Regions from separate parts of the Homo sapiens genome. Here region 2 is linked to region 1. A link is a contact called in ENCODE Hi-C or POLR2A ChIA-PET data. All regions are on one chromosome and are shown on one strand. The core of a region is the stretch at or near the end of the contact, and the rest is flanking DNA. Distances in the headings are between cores, read along the strand shown. Region 1 has its middle 36 kb from the start of DAB2. Region 2 has its middle 24 kb from the start of LINC02104.

Region 1 (6,270 bases), core at 2,312-4,811:
CCTTCAAAACCCTGTGTGTGGGAGAATAACTGATGGCTTATAATGAATTGTTTCAAATTTGACTCTCTTCATAGGCAATGTTATCTAAGCCACAGGTCTAAAAACCACTTATATGCCAGCAATTCCTAAATTTATATCTCTAGCTCTAACCTCTCCTCTGAACTCCAGACTCATATACACGCTACCTCTTATATATCTCTACCAGGAGGTCTGAGAGGCGTTTCAACCTAACAGGTCCAAAACAGGGCTCTTCTTTCCCATCAACCTGCTGCCTCTTCATTCTTCCCTCTCAGTTGATGTCATCATCCACTTGGTTGTTCAGATGAAAATTTAGGATTCATCCTTAGTTCTTCTCTTTCATCCTTGACATTGACACCACTGGGTAAGTTGGGCCAATTCTATCTACAAAATTCTTTGTGAATCAGTTCACTTTTCTCCATCTCCTTGTTACTACCCTGAACTATCTTCTCTCCTAACATTTAACCCATTATCCAGAAAGAAGCCAGATTAATTGTTAAAAAAAAAAAAAAATCAAAATCATGGCCCGGCACAGTGGCTCATGTGCGTAATCCCAGCACTTTGGGATGCAGAGGAGGGTGGATCAGGAAGTCAAGAGATCGAGACCATCCTGGCCAAAGTGGTAAAACCCTGCCTCTACTAAAAATACAACAATTAGCTGGGTGTGGTGGCGTGCACCTGTAGTCCCAGCTACTCGGGAGGCTGAGGCAGAAGAATTGCTTGAACCCAGGACAGAGGTTGCAGTGAGCCAAGATTGTGCCACTGCACTCCGGCCTGGTGACAGAGCAAGACTCTGTCTCAAAAATAAATAAATAAATAAATAAATAAATAAATAAATAATCCAAATCAAAGTACATCCATTTCCCTCATGCTTGGAATAGGAATCTATGTGATCCTATACCATCTACCACTCTAATTATTCTCCTATTCGGCTCTAACTATTCTCCCCTTCTCATATGGTGACACAGCCACACTGGCTTGCCTTATGCTCCTTGAAGAGTTCAGGTTTATTCTTCCTTTATGAATTTCACTTTCATCAGCTGGGACTATCCTCCTTCTTGAGACTCGCATGTCTGGATTCTTTTCATTCTCTAGTTCTTATTTTACATTTCACTTCCTCAGCTAACCCTTTCTTGATTCCTTGTCTCAGTCAGGGTCCACCCAGGAAAATGCAATAATGCTTAAGTGTTTAAAACACAGGAAATATAATACATAGTATTGGTTATCAACATGGTTGAAGAGCTAAGAAGCCAAACAGGGGGTGGTAAAACAACCAAGAGATTAATAAAAGCAGAAAGTCACTACCAATCCTAGTCCAGAGGGACAAAAAGTGGAGGTGAGTTTACTGGAGTTCAGGGACCACAGCAGAAGCTAGAATTACATCAAACACATCTGGTGAGAGCCAGGGGGTGTATGCAGCCCTGCTGAAGATGCCGTCTAAGGCAGAGAGAGAGGGCAGAAGTACTCTAGCTTTTCCCTTCTACCAGTACTCCATTCTCGTATCAGTGGTTCCTTTATTAAATCCAGCCTTAAATCAGCTAACACAGGAGACAGCGAAATGCCTGCGGGGGTCAGCCCCACCACAGTACAGAGCAGAGCAAGACATGGGAGAGAAATTAGTTGGAATGGAATCAGGCCAAGGATGGGAATATTGCCCAACTTAGTAGCCCTTCTTGCTCAAACACATCTTATCCCATCATTCCATTTACATCACAGCATACATCATCACTGCATAGTTTCTTGTTTGTTTATTTTTTATCTTTGTCTCAAGGTCATGTCCAACACAGCACCTGGCATATTTTATGTGCTCAATAAATAATTGTCAAATGAATACAATGGGAGAAATTTTTTATCTATAAAATCACATCAGAAAAGATGTATAAAGTATTCATTTAATAATCCCTTCCATGTTTGTGTACATTGTAACTAGAAATACAAGCTGGGTTATTCATGAGATCAATAGTAACACATTTCTTATGGGGACCTTAGAAGTTAGGTTGGATCATGGGGTTGGGATGGGGAGAAGTGCCTACTGCTATATTTTTTTTCTGAAGAGATGACTGTAATACTTTTAAAATAAATACCTGATTCAGTCTCACAATTGTGTTTTTGCTTCCTTAGTCAACATTCATCTTTAAGAATAACTTTACTGAAACAGGATAACATGTTTTTTAAAAATTGTAGAATGCTTTTGGTCACAAGTAAATGTTTCCAAAATCAAGGAATGCTAGAAAAGATTTAATTCCTAAAGATTTAAATTAAGAATTTAAAATTAATAAAAAATTAAACATTAAATTTCAGAATTTCTCATTTTCCTTCAAGTCATCAACTTCCCTTAGTAGTAATAAGTTCATTGAGTTCATGCTGTTTATAACACAGTTAGCATAAAGATCTCAGAGCTGTAGATGCAGTTTAACATACCATTCTCTTGTTTTTCATTGAGAAACATGAGATTGAGGAATACCAAGAGGTTTCTCTCAGGATTATAACACCAGAGGACCAAAGGATCCTTAACAAGATAATCAAATCCACTCCCTTTGCCTCCAAGGTATGCAATGAATTATCAAGCTAAAGCAGGATTACATGTAAATCCACATTTGCTGAGAGCTCTTGGGGAAGAAGATTGTAATGACCCCATTTTAATAGCATTTACTGTTCATAAATGTTTCCTGATATTTATGCCACATCCTTCACACTACAATTTAAGCCTATTGAGCTCACTCCTTCCTGACCTCCCATAATATGCTCAATTTTGTGTTGCCCTTTAGTTTTTTCATATACGAAAGTTCTGTCTTTATAACAAGATCATCTATAAGAATTACATGGCTTTACATTGTTTCAGTTCTTCCTGGAGTACAGGTTGAGAGACTTCTCAACTAACTGATGGACACCTTTTATAAATTTAGAAGTTTTGCAAGAACATAGCCACAAAAGTAGTTAAGAATATCAGATTTTATTCCACTTTGAACCTTCAAGTTTGTCAATTGCATGGGTTGCTAAAAGACTTCTGTAGTTTCCTAATTCTTAGCAAGATTTTTTTCCCCACATAGTTAGAAGGGTTAAGCCTACGTGATAACAGTACTCTTTCATGTTGATATTGCCTTTCATACAGATGCATATAAGTAAATATGGACAGAAATATTCAAATAACTAGTCAAATGATAATAATAAAAATCTAAATGTTAGAATCTATTTTGGAGACTTTTAATTAGCTAGTTATTGATGTACATGTGTAATGTACATGATATTAGTACATAAAGAGATTAAACAATAATCATAATAGGCCAATATTTATTGAGTTATTGTTACATTCCAAGCCCTCTTCTAACTCTCTTTATATATAAAAACTTAGTTAGGCTTCATGACAATTCTGGGTTGCTACTATTAATATCTCATTCTAAAGAAAAAGGAAAGCTGATACACAGAAATGTAAATTGTCCAAGAGCATGCAGTTGGTAGGTTGCAACTGATGTTCATATCTAAGAACCTGTGCCCCTAACCACTAAACTCCGGCTTCTGTGGTGAGAGGACTTTAATATTTAATAGGAGGTGTCCAGGAAGTGGCACATGATGGTTCTGGTTTCAGTTCTCACTACAAGAAGAAGTGACTTGCTTGCCACAGCAGACAGAAGACCGCTGTTCTCTCAGAGGAAACGCAGCTGCCAGGGAGAAGGCACATATAGACACAGTAAAGCTATGGTCAGCATTTGAGGGGGCTACTGGAGGGAAGCAGAACTTTATGAAGAACTCAATCTATAAAAGTGAGGCTTTGAGCTAGTAGTGGCATGAGCAGTGACCTAGACTTAGAAATAAGGACCCTGAAGTAAGATATGGACATTCCAGCCCAACTAGGCATCATAGTATGTCAATCATCCTGCCCACATTAGAAGAGCACCAGACAGGATCAGATCTGTTTCCATAGGTCGTAGCCACACAGATAAAGTGTTATGACTAGTTGCTTAGTAGAACACACTGATGGTTTCTTGTAAATCATTGTTTATAACTAGAAAGATAAATTGCATACAATTCTTATTTGAGAGTGTGGATGGAATTATTGTTAGTAAAACCCTTTCATCATCGTCTGAAAGTTCCTAGTCAAAAGAATCCTGCTATGTTTTGATAAATATGAGTTTTTGGATAAAAGAATAGGGTGAACACATACTCTGACTTCAAAGTTCTTTAATGTTTATAAAATTTAGGTGCTACCTGCTGCAAATATATATATGTATGCATATATATGTGTATATATATATATATATATAATCATCTAATGCCATATTTCTCAGCTGATAAATACACATGTACATATACAAATACATATATTTGCATACATAATCTTCTAATACATTATCCTCTCCTGTTCCAGTCTCCTCAATTGATTGTCAAAATCTCCCCATGTTCCTGCCCTACGATACTGAAAGAACATTATTTTCCAATTTTATATTACTTTCTGCAGACACAAAATCATGCCATGTCCCTTCTTACCTCCAAGCTTGTTGTTCTTGTTGCTTCTGCTGGGAACGACCTTTCTAGATAAATCTAAATCCAGTCAATTACTCTTCAAGGCCCAAATCAAGTGCAGTTTCCTCAGATATTCTCCACCCAACCCTGATTATTACCATCTCCATCCTCCCTTGGTACTTCCTGCTCGAGACACTTTGGCAGTCAATCACATGCTGCCCTGAACATTGCCATGTTTCATGTGTGCATACATTGCCTGACAAATCATTTGTATATTTCTTGGGGCTAGGAACTGACTCTTAAACTTTTTGCCTTTGCACAACTTCTAGGATAATGTCAGACGTTCAGCTGACTCTCAATGCATAGCTGTTTGCAACAAAATGACTTGAAAGCACGTAATTGTTTTACTTCAGACTTACTGACGTCAATAACTACGTTATTTTTGAAGGACATTTTTTCCCCTTAGGTCCAGAAAGACCTGTAGGGCACACTGTACATCACAGTCCGGGCTCCCTCTAAATCCACTGCATGTTCAGTGACAGGAATTGAGTGTATCCTCTTGTCTCCACATGCTTTTTAATCCGGGTAATTTATATATTTCTACCGTTGGACAAAAAGCCATTTCATTGGAAGGAAAATGTCCTATTATTATAGAGGCACACAATTATTTGAGTTTAAACACATTTTGATGATAGTCCGCCAAAGGAATTTTCTCACATGGAGGTGATGCCTATGTCAGTTTAAGTCCTCTGTGTCCAGAAATTGCTACAATTCAGCTTTATTGGCATTGGCATTTAGGCAGGCAGCTGTTGAATGGACTAATGAGACATGGTGAACATAAAATATATGGTTTACTTAATGGGTTAAACTCAATAATCACACAGCATAAGAATATATCTCAGCCTCAATCATTCCAATGTATCTTAAAAACTGTAATACTTGTGGATCCATCCACTGTGAAATTACCTAAAATCTCCAACTTAGTGCTTTTCATCTTGACTACCTCCTGGAATGATGGCTTCAATAACATTAATAGCACTAGCAGTTAGCATTTAGCAAGTACTTCTTATATGCCTGTAATTATCTCCATTAATCTTCACCACAAACCTGTGAGAGATGAGGAAATTGACGCCTAACGAGATTAAGTGTCTCAGTCAAGGTCAAGAGTACAGTTAGTAAGTGGTAGAACCAGGGTTTAGTGCTCTCTGCCTCCTCAAGTCAGGCTAGTCTAAACTCTCCCTATGCTCAGCATCAGCATCACCTGGCAGCTTGTTAGAGACCCTGAGTTTCAAGCCCCACCAGGACCTACTGAACCATAATCTGCATTTCAACAGTTTTCTCAGGTGATTCATACACACATTAAACTTTGAGAAGCCCTTCTCTAAACCACCGGGTTATAATGCCACCCTTCCTGCCCAGTCTGTATCTCCCATCATTTGTTCTGAACTTACCTCTCCAAACTTCAGGGCAATGTCACTGTCCAATTTATAATTAAACCTTTGGTGGTTCTTTGGATTTTATCTCTTCTTTCCTCAGCTTTCAGTTTTTTGAGTAAACTTTTAGGGAACCTTCTTTAACACTCAAAAATGTATTGTTTCAATTGCATTTCTATGGTCATTTCCCAGCTCTCTATGGGTTTCTTTAAAAGAAATGATGCTGGCCGGGCACAGTGGCTCACGCCTGTAATCCCAGCACTTCGCAAGGTTGAGGCAGGCAGATCACGAGGTCAAGAGATCGAGACCATCCTGGCCAACATGGTGAAACCCTCACCTCTCCTAAAAATACAAAAAT
Region 2 (6,270 bases), core at 1,283-3,782, 82 kb after region 1:
CACTTCCCGGGTTCACGCCATTCTCCTGCCTCAGCCTCCCGAGTAGCTGGGACTACAGGCGCCCACCACCACGCCTGGCTAATTTAACCATTTATTCTTGCACTTTGAAATACTCGTACTCCATTTATGTAATAATTGAATATACAACTTAAACCTTTGCACCCTTAAACACTAAATATATGTCATGTGCAAATACATATGTGTATACATATGTTTTCTCTTCTATCGTCTAAGGTTATTTCAGAATGAAACTATGTCGTGTTCATTTTTGTTTTCCAAGAGCGGATAGTTCAGACTAAATGGAACAGAAAAATGTGAGAGATTGGATTTATTTTGTGGTGTTCCAGAGGACAGAATTTAGATTAGTGGGCAAAGTGGAGAACAAGATAGACTTGGCTTAATAAAAGGAAAGACTGAATGACGTTTTGAAATTTTAAAAATGGGATAGACTGTTATTGAAGACAATGAGTAACTGAAACTAGCCAAGTAATTTTTCTCCCTACGACTATTTAAGTTCCTAGCACTATACCAAGTATATAACATATAGTATCACATTTAGTCTTTATAATGTTCTAACAAATAGAGGCATTTTAGTCATCCCGGTTTTACTTGAAATGGTCAAGCAACTTGGCTCAGTATGCAGCTTGTAAATGACAGTGCAGGAATTAGAACTTGAGTCTGGGTAATGTTCGGCTCTAGATATTTAACCTGAATGCCTTACTGTGTAGGAGGGATTCTCACGTTGGGTAGAAAGTAAAAGTTACAAAGGTTGCAAAGGAATATAAAATACTAAAAATATGCAAATGACCTAAGTAGCTTCCTATGCTTTGAGTATAGTTGAGCAGGCCTGCTTTCAACAAAAGAGGGGAGAGATAGGCCCTTGAAAGAGAGAGAAACCAGTCTATAGTGAGGGGCTCAAGATAAAAGTCTTTTACTTCTTTTTACCTCCATTTATTCTAAGATCGAAATTATCCTTGATTCAGGATGACAACGGGTCAAAGATCATTGATAACCATATTCTGATGAGATCAACATCCAGTGGGGCTTTGGGTAGCTTCGAAGACTGCTTCAAATGTTGAGAGGACACATGAGCCCTTGGTCACTGGGCATGACTCATAGACTATGTCATTAATATCACCACGATTCTCAGCATATGCCTGAAGTACAGCAAGCACTTTATTAATCTTATCTCCTTTCTCCTGAGTTATCTTTGAGTCCATACATATTCTGAAGTAGTTTTTTATTAGAATTAACATATAAAAGAATCGTTTTTTATTTGATAATGTATTTTCTATGAATATAAGAACTAATACTGTACATTTATATGGTGAGCCACTGATCTAGTTCTTCACAAAAGGAGAATGACATATTTTTGAAAATCTTTTATTCTTGATGTATTTATTCAAGAAAATATACAATTAAGTAGCTATATGGGACTAAGATGTTGAGCAAAAAAAAAAATCCTATATGAACTTTCTCATCATATTTCAAGATGCTTGCTCTTTCAGCAAATAATCTGACTTGACATTGAAAAGCTCGGAGGACTGAGGGAGGTATTACCATCTCATTCTATTGTTTCTGTTAGTTATTTTGATAATCCACTCAGCATAAGTGAAGAAAGCTTTATTCAAGTGAACATCAACTTCACTTTCCATTGAACTGTGACCTTAAAAAACCAATCTCTTAACTTCCTTTGGGGAGACATATGACTGACTGCCTTGTCAGCAAGCTCCTTTTCCTGAATCTAAGTTATTTCCTTTCCTACAGAGAAAAATTGCTGTTATCACTTCCAACTGTTTTAGTAATGGCCCTTTTCATGTACAGTAAATGCTTTTTTTTAAGTGCATGTCTCTTCCTTTTTGCTTATTAGCTCAAAATTTGTTTATCCTAAAGAAAAATGTAAGGATATAAGCACATTTCATGTTCTTTGGAAAAATCAGCATTTACACAGATTTCCGACACAAAAGACAGCTAAGAGTTCTCCAAAAAGTCTATTTTAAAACATACATTTCAAATATCTAAACACAAGAGAAGCATGGTCTAGTTAAATCCAGCATCACCCAAATACTTCCCAATTTCTTTATCTTATGAGTTTTTTTTTTTTCAGTTTTTATTCTATGTGGCTTTTCTCTAACACTTCACACTGGAACTGCTTCAGTCGGGCTGGACATTTCCTCTTTCCTTGGCTTTTGAGACACTGGTCCATCCTGATTTTTTTCTCTTGATATCTTTATCTCCAGCTTCTTCACTACCTCCTCTCCATCCTTTTTCAGTTCTTTAAGTGCTCTGTCCCAAGCTCCCTGCTCCCTTTACATACTCTAACTGGACATTCTCTCGTGCACTCACCTAGCTTCAAGCCTCCTCTATTCACTGATTGTTCCCTCATTTAGCCAGTCTGCTTTGAACTCCAGGCCCAAATGACTCCTGGGAAGCTCCTCCTAGATGTTCTTCATCACCTTAAAGTATTGCATCTCCAAATGAACTCATTCTCTTCTTCTCAGCCAGTTCTTCCTGTGTTTCCTATCTCAGCAAGAATATCTGCATATCTTACACGTCCAGACACCAAAGCTTAAAATCCCTTAGTCATTCTCAATTTAATTCTACTATTAAAGATTTCTCATCTCTGTTCCTTCTCTTCCTTCCTCATTGTTATATACTGAGTTCATGCACTCACCAGCTCTCCAGATCATGTCGTCTCCCAACTCCCTAGTTGCTCATCTATTTCATATTGATATTGAGACTTACTGTTAAAATGGTATTCCATGCATCATTATTTCACTTTAAAACCTTTAACAATTCTCCATTTTATATACAGAAAAATTCCAAACTCCTTAACCGGTTTGGAATTTCCCATTTTCAATTGGAATTTTCACTCCTTACCAGTTAAGGAGCTTGGAATTTGAATCAATTGATTTGGTGAGGCCCAGCCCTCACTATATTCTCACCACCCCGCTGACAGAGGCATAGGCATTAACTGCCTCACAATCTTTGTATCTTTTTGTCTTTGCTCATGCCATTATTATCTCTACTTGATATTATTTCCTCTATTTTTTTTTCCTGCCCGATGATCGATGCCATTCATTTTTTAAGAGCCCTTTCAAATGCCATCTCTTCTTTAAGTCTACCTTGCCTTCTCCAGCTTTGTATGTTCTCCCTCTGCCCTGACTGCCCTCAGCCCCTACCTTCACACTGGCATCCACAGTCCTGGATTTTAAATACTATACAGTAGGAAATGGCATTTAGAGAGCAGGGAATACATTTTCTTCTTCTCTGAATTATAAGAGTCTATCATTTTGTTCAACTTGTGGTAGGCATTTAGTTCTTATTTGCTAAATATGTTGAATTAATGGATGATGATGAAAAAATCTTAACAGCGGCCCAACTGAGGCCAAATACCTATTCTAAATATCCGTATGTTATCTGTATTTTTTTTTTTTTCTTCCAAGGAACTTTGTTTACCTTCCACATGTAAGAAGCTCTTAGTGGGACTTCTGAGGTTGGTAATTAGGACCAAGGCTGAGGACAGGAAAGTATTTAATATCTGAACTGACAGTCACCAGAGTCAGAGCCAAAGCTTCTTAAGAGGTGATGGATGCAGCAAACTGCTGCCAGCCTCCGTCTTCTATATAATAAGACTGGGAACAAGACAGAGAGGAGCAGATCCAAGGGTCATTAGAATGCGGTGCGTTTGAGATAAGAGGAAATTCCCTGCCTTCCCCAAGGGAGGGAAGGGAAATTAGAGTACCTGGTCTTTCTTCCTAAAACCTCCTGAGAGGCTCTAAGAGACTCATTTACAAAGGCTGTCATATAATTTAGTTACCTAATTGGACATCTGCTGAGGAAAAGGACTTGTGGATTTACCTCTTCATCATAGGAGCAGGGGAGAACAGTCTTGGAGAGAGAAGAGATGTAGGGGTAGTGTGGATTCACCCAGTTTCAGAGCCAAGACAGGTGATGCCTGAGGTTCAAGTGGATGCTACTTTGAATGTAGCTGGGCTTGTTCAACCTCCTTTCCAAGACAGATTCCCGGCAACACGAGGCCATGCACTATATGGCCAGCAGTGAGAGCTCAGGGGCTTGAAAAAGTTGGCTTAAAATCACTGAAGCTCCAAAAACTCATACCTTTATTCCCCAGAGCTAGAATTTGAAGGCCTGCCTTGCAGATGATATCAACAGCTAGGCTGTGCTGGCCAGAAAAACAGCAGGAACCAAGAGGGAAAGGTTATGATAGCAGCCTGCTAGCATTACACTCTTTCCTTTCCCTGTTCTACCTCTCAGCTCGATACCATGAAGAGGAATACAACAAGGGGAATGCAAGGTGATGGTGTACCTGAGGCAGACTCCTAATTAGAGAGGGTGCCCGTTCCTACTTGCACTGGGTAAAGTGGAAGAGGAAAGAAGGGGAGAATAAACTAATGTTTGATGTTTTAAATTGGACTAAGCCTTAATATCAGAAAGCAACTGGAAACTATGGAGCTACCTTAGATGCCAGAGGAGAATGAAGTGTTGGTATAAAATAATTGGAAAAGAATGATTTAGAAATACAAAGCCTTCTTATTTCTGATTAAGTTAATACTGCTTAATAAATGAGATGTTTATGTAAAATTATTGAAATTCATTGAACGTCTGCAAAGAAAGAACAATTTCAACCCCAGACTACTATCAATGCAAACCTTCCATTACTGATTTATTGCTGGATCCGACAGGTAATATCTCATTCACTACATCTCTAATGAAGTCTCTGGAGATCAGGGTCCCCTTGGAGGACACACAGAATGCACAGTCTTATTCTAATTAAAAAGAGTTCATTGTGTAAAGAAGAAACAAACATGTTAGCCCCAAGAGACATGTTAGCCCTGCTTGGGCCACAGTTCAGAATGAGTACCTAGCCAGTTACAAGATGCTTCAGAACTTTCTGTATCCAGTGACAGCCCAGCTGATAAGTATATCAGAAAGGATATTACTGTAAGCTAGTCATATTTGAAAATAGCTGATATGTTAGCTCTTTTTTATTGAGAGCAGATATACAAAGTATTTCATGATGCTATAGGATATTAACAATTATTTCTCTCAAAACTCTTCTGAGGGAAGACTCGGCTATTATTGAATGAGTTCTGTTGAATTCTCTCTGTTCCCTCAATTCTTCTACCTCCACTGCATAAATATATATTGCATACTGGCCAAGTGCAATGACTCACACCTGTAATCCCAGTACTGGGAGGCCGAGATGGGCAGATCACCGGAGGTCAAGAGTTCGAGACCAGCCTGTCCAACACGGTGAAATCCCGTCTCTACTAATAATACAAAAATGAGCCTGGCATGGTGGCAGGCACCTGTAATCTCAGTTACTCAGGAGGCTGAAGCAGGAGAATCGCTTGAACCTGGGAGGCGGAGGTTGCAGTGAGCCAAAATTGTGCCATTGCACTCCATCCTGGGCAACAGAGTGAGACTCCATCTCAAAAAAAAAAAAAAAAAAAAGACGTATATTGCATACTGTATTCTTTGCTTGCTGACTCTGTTACTGCCAGCCCTCTATCAGTTTCAGTCTATTTTCTGGACAATTTATTGCCTTCTCATATCCTTTTCCCCATAATATCTCTGAGAATCTGAAATGCTTTGCTGTAATGAAACTCCTTAGCCCATATAATATCAGCCTTTAAGGTGATTGTATTGCTTATACACCTGGTCTGAGAGATCATTGATTTTCAAATTCTTCCTTGAAAATCGTCTCTTCTGTTCTTGAATCCCCTATGTCCCAATCAATTCCCCATGAAGTCCATCTTTTCCAGGACTCAATTCACCTGAACTTCAGCATTCTCTTTGGCCAGCCTTCCCTGGAAGTCTACTTAGGGGGCATAGTTGACAATAATGTATATACAGCAGCCACAGAAATGTCTATGAGAGATATCAATATTTTTCAGATTTTAACTTCTGAAGTTCCTACAGGTAAGTGTTTTGTTGATGCTAGAAGAAAACAAGTTATAAGAGGTGTGTGAGCTTGATAATTGCTTAAGATGTTAATAGTCATTTAATCCTTAACTTGGTGGGAATCACATTGTGTGGCTGTAATGTAGGACTTCAAAACAAACCATCAGAAGTGTAAAGACTGGTTTTAATAAGCAGAGAGTTTGGCCTGCCTACTTTCCTCCCCCTCAATTTTTAAATGGGCCCAAGCAATTTGAAAACCAGAATGTACTAAACAGATAAGTTGATGTTTGTGAAACAGATATGTTGATGGCAGCATCAACATATCTTATGTGGTAAAGGGAG

Evidence for each region. A loop is a pair of places that touch in the nucleus more often than their neighbours do. ChIA-PET counts read pairs that join two places held with the same protein, here RNA polymerase II (POLR2A). Pooled maps may share reads with other maps.
Region 2: a loop to region 1 is called in a map of CD14-positive monocyte, with 2.1 times the contacts of the local background. The contact joins two enhancer-like sites. A Hi-C loop is called at or near these places in 3 of 168 maps with a recorded cell type or tissue (CD14-positive monocyte and heart left ventricle), 1 of 37 single-sample maps with no recorded cell type and 4 of 50 pooled maps. POLR2A ChIA-PET finds 5 or more read pairs at or near these places in 3 of 52 experiments (OCI-LY7, activated CD4-positive, alpha-beta T cell and activated T-cell).

The regions. Positions count from the first base shown.
Region 1 is chr5:39,457,575-39,463,844 of GRCh38, forward strand. No RefSeq gene overlaps it. Among named protein-coding and RNA genes, the nearest start is that of DAB2, 36 kb to the left of the region's middle. Within about 2 kb of position 3,562, at least 5 of the 41 ENCODE cell types and tissues checked have a DNase peak (open chromatin) inside an H3K27ac peak, as active enhancers do.
Region 2 is chr5:39,541,024-39,547,293 of GRCh38, forward strand. No RefSeq gene overlaps it. Among named protein-coding and RNA genes, the nearest start is that of LINC02104, 24 kb to the left of the region's middle. Within about 2 kb of position 2,533, at least 2 of the 41 ENCODE cell types and tissues checked have a DNase peak (open chromatin) inside an H3K27ac peak, as active enhancers do.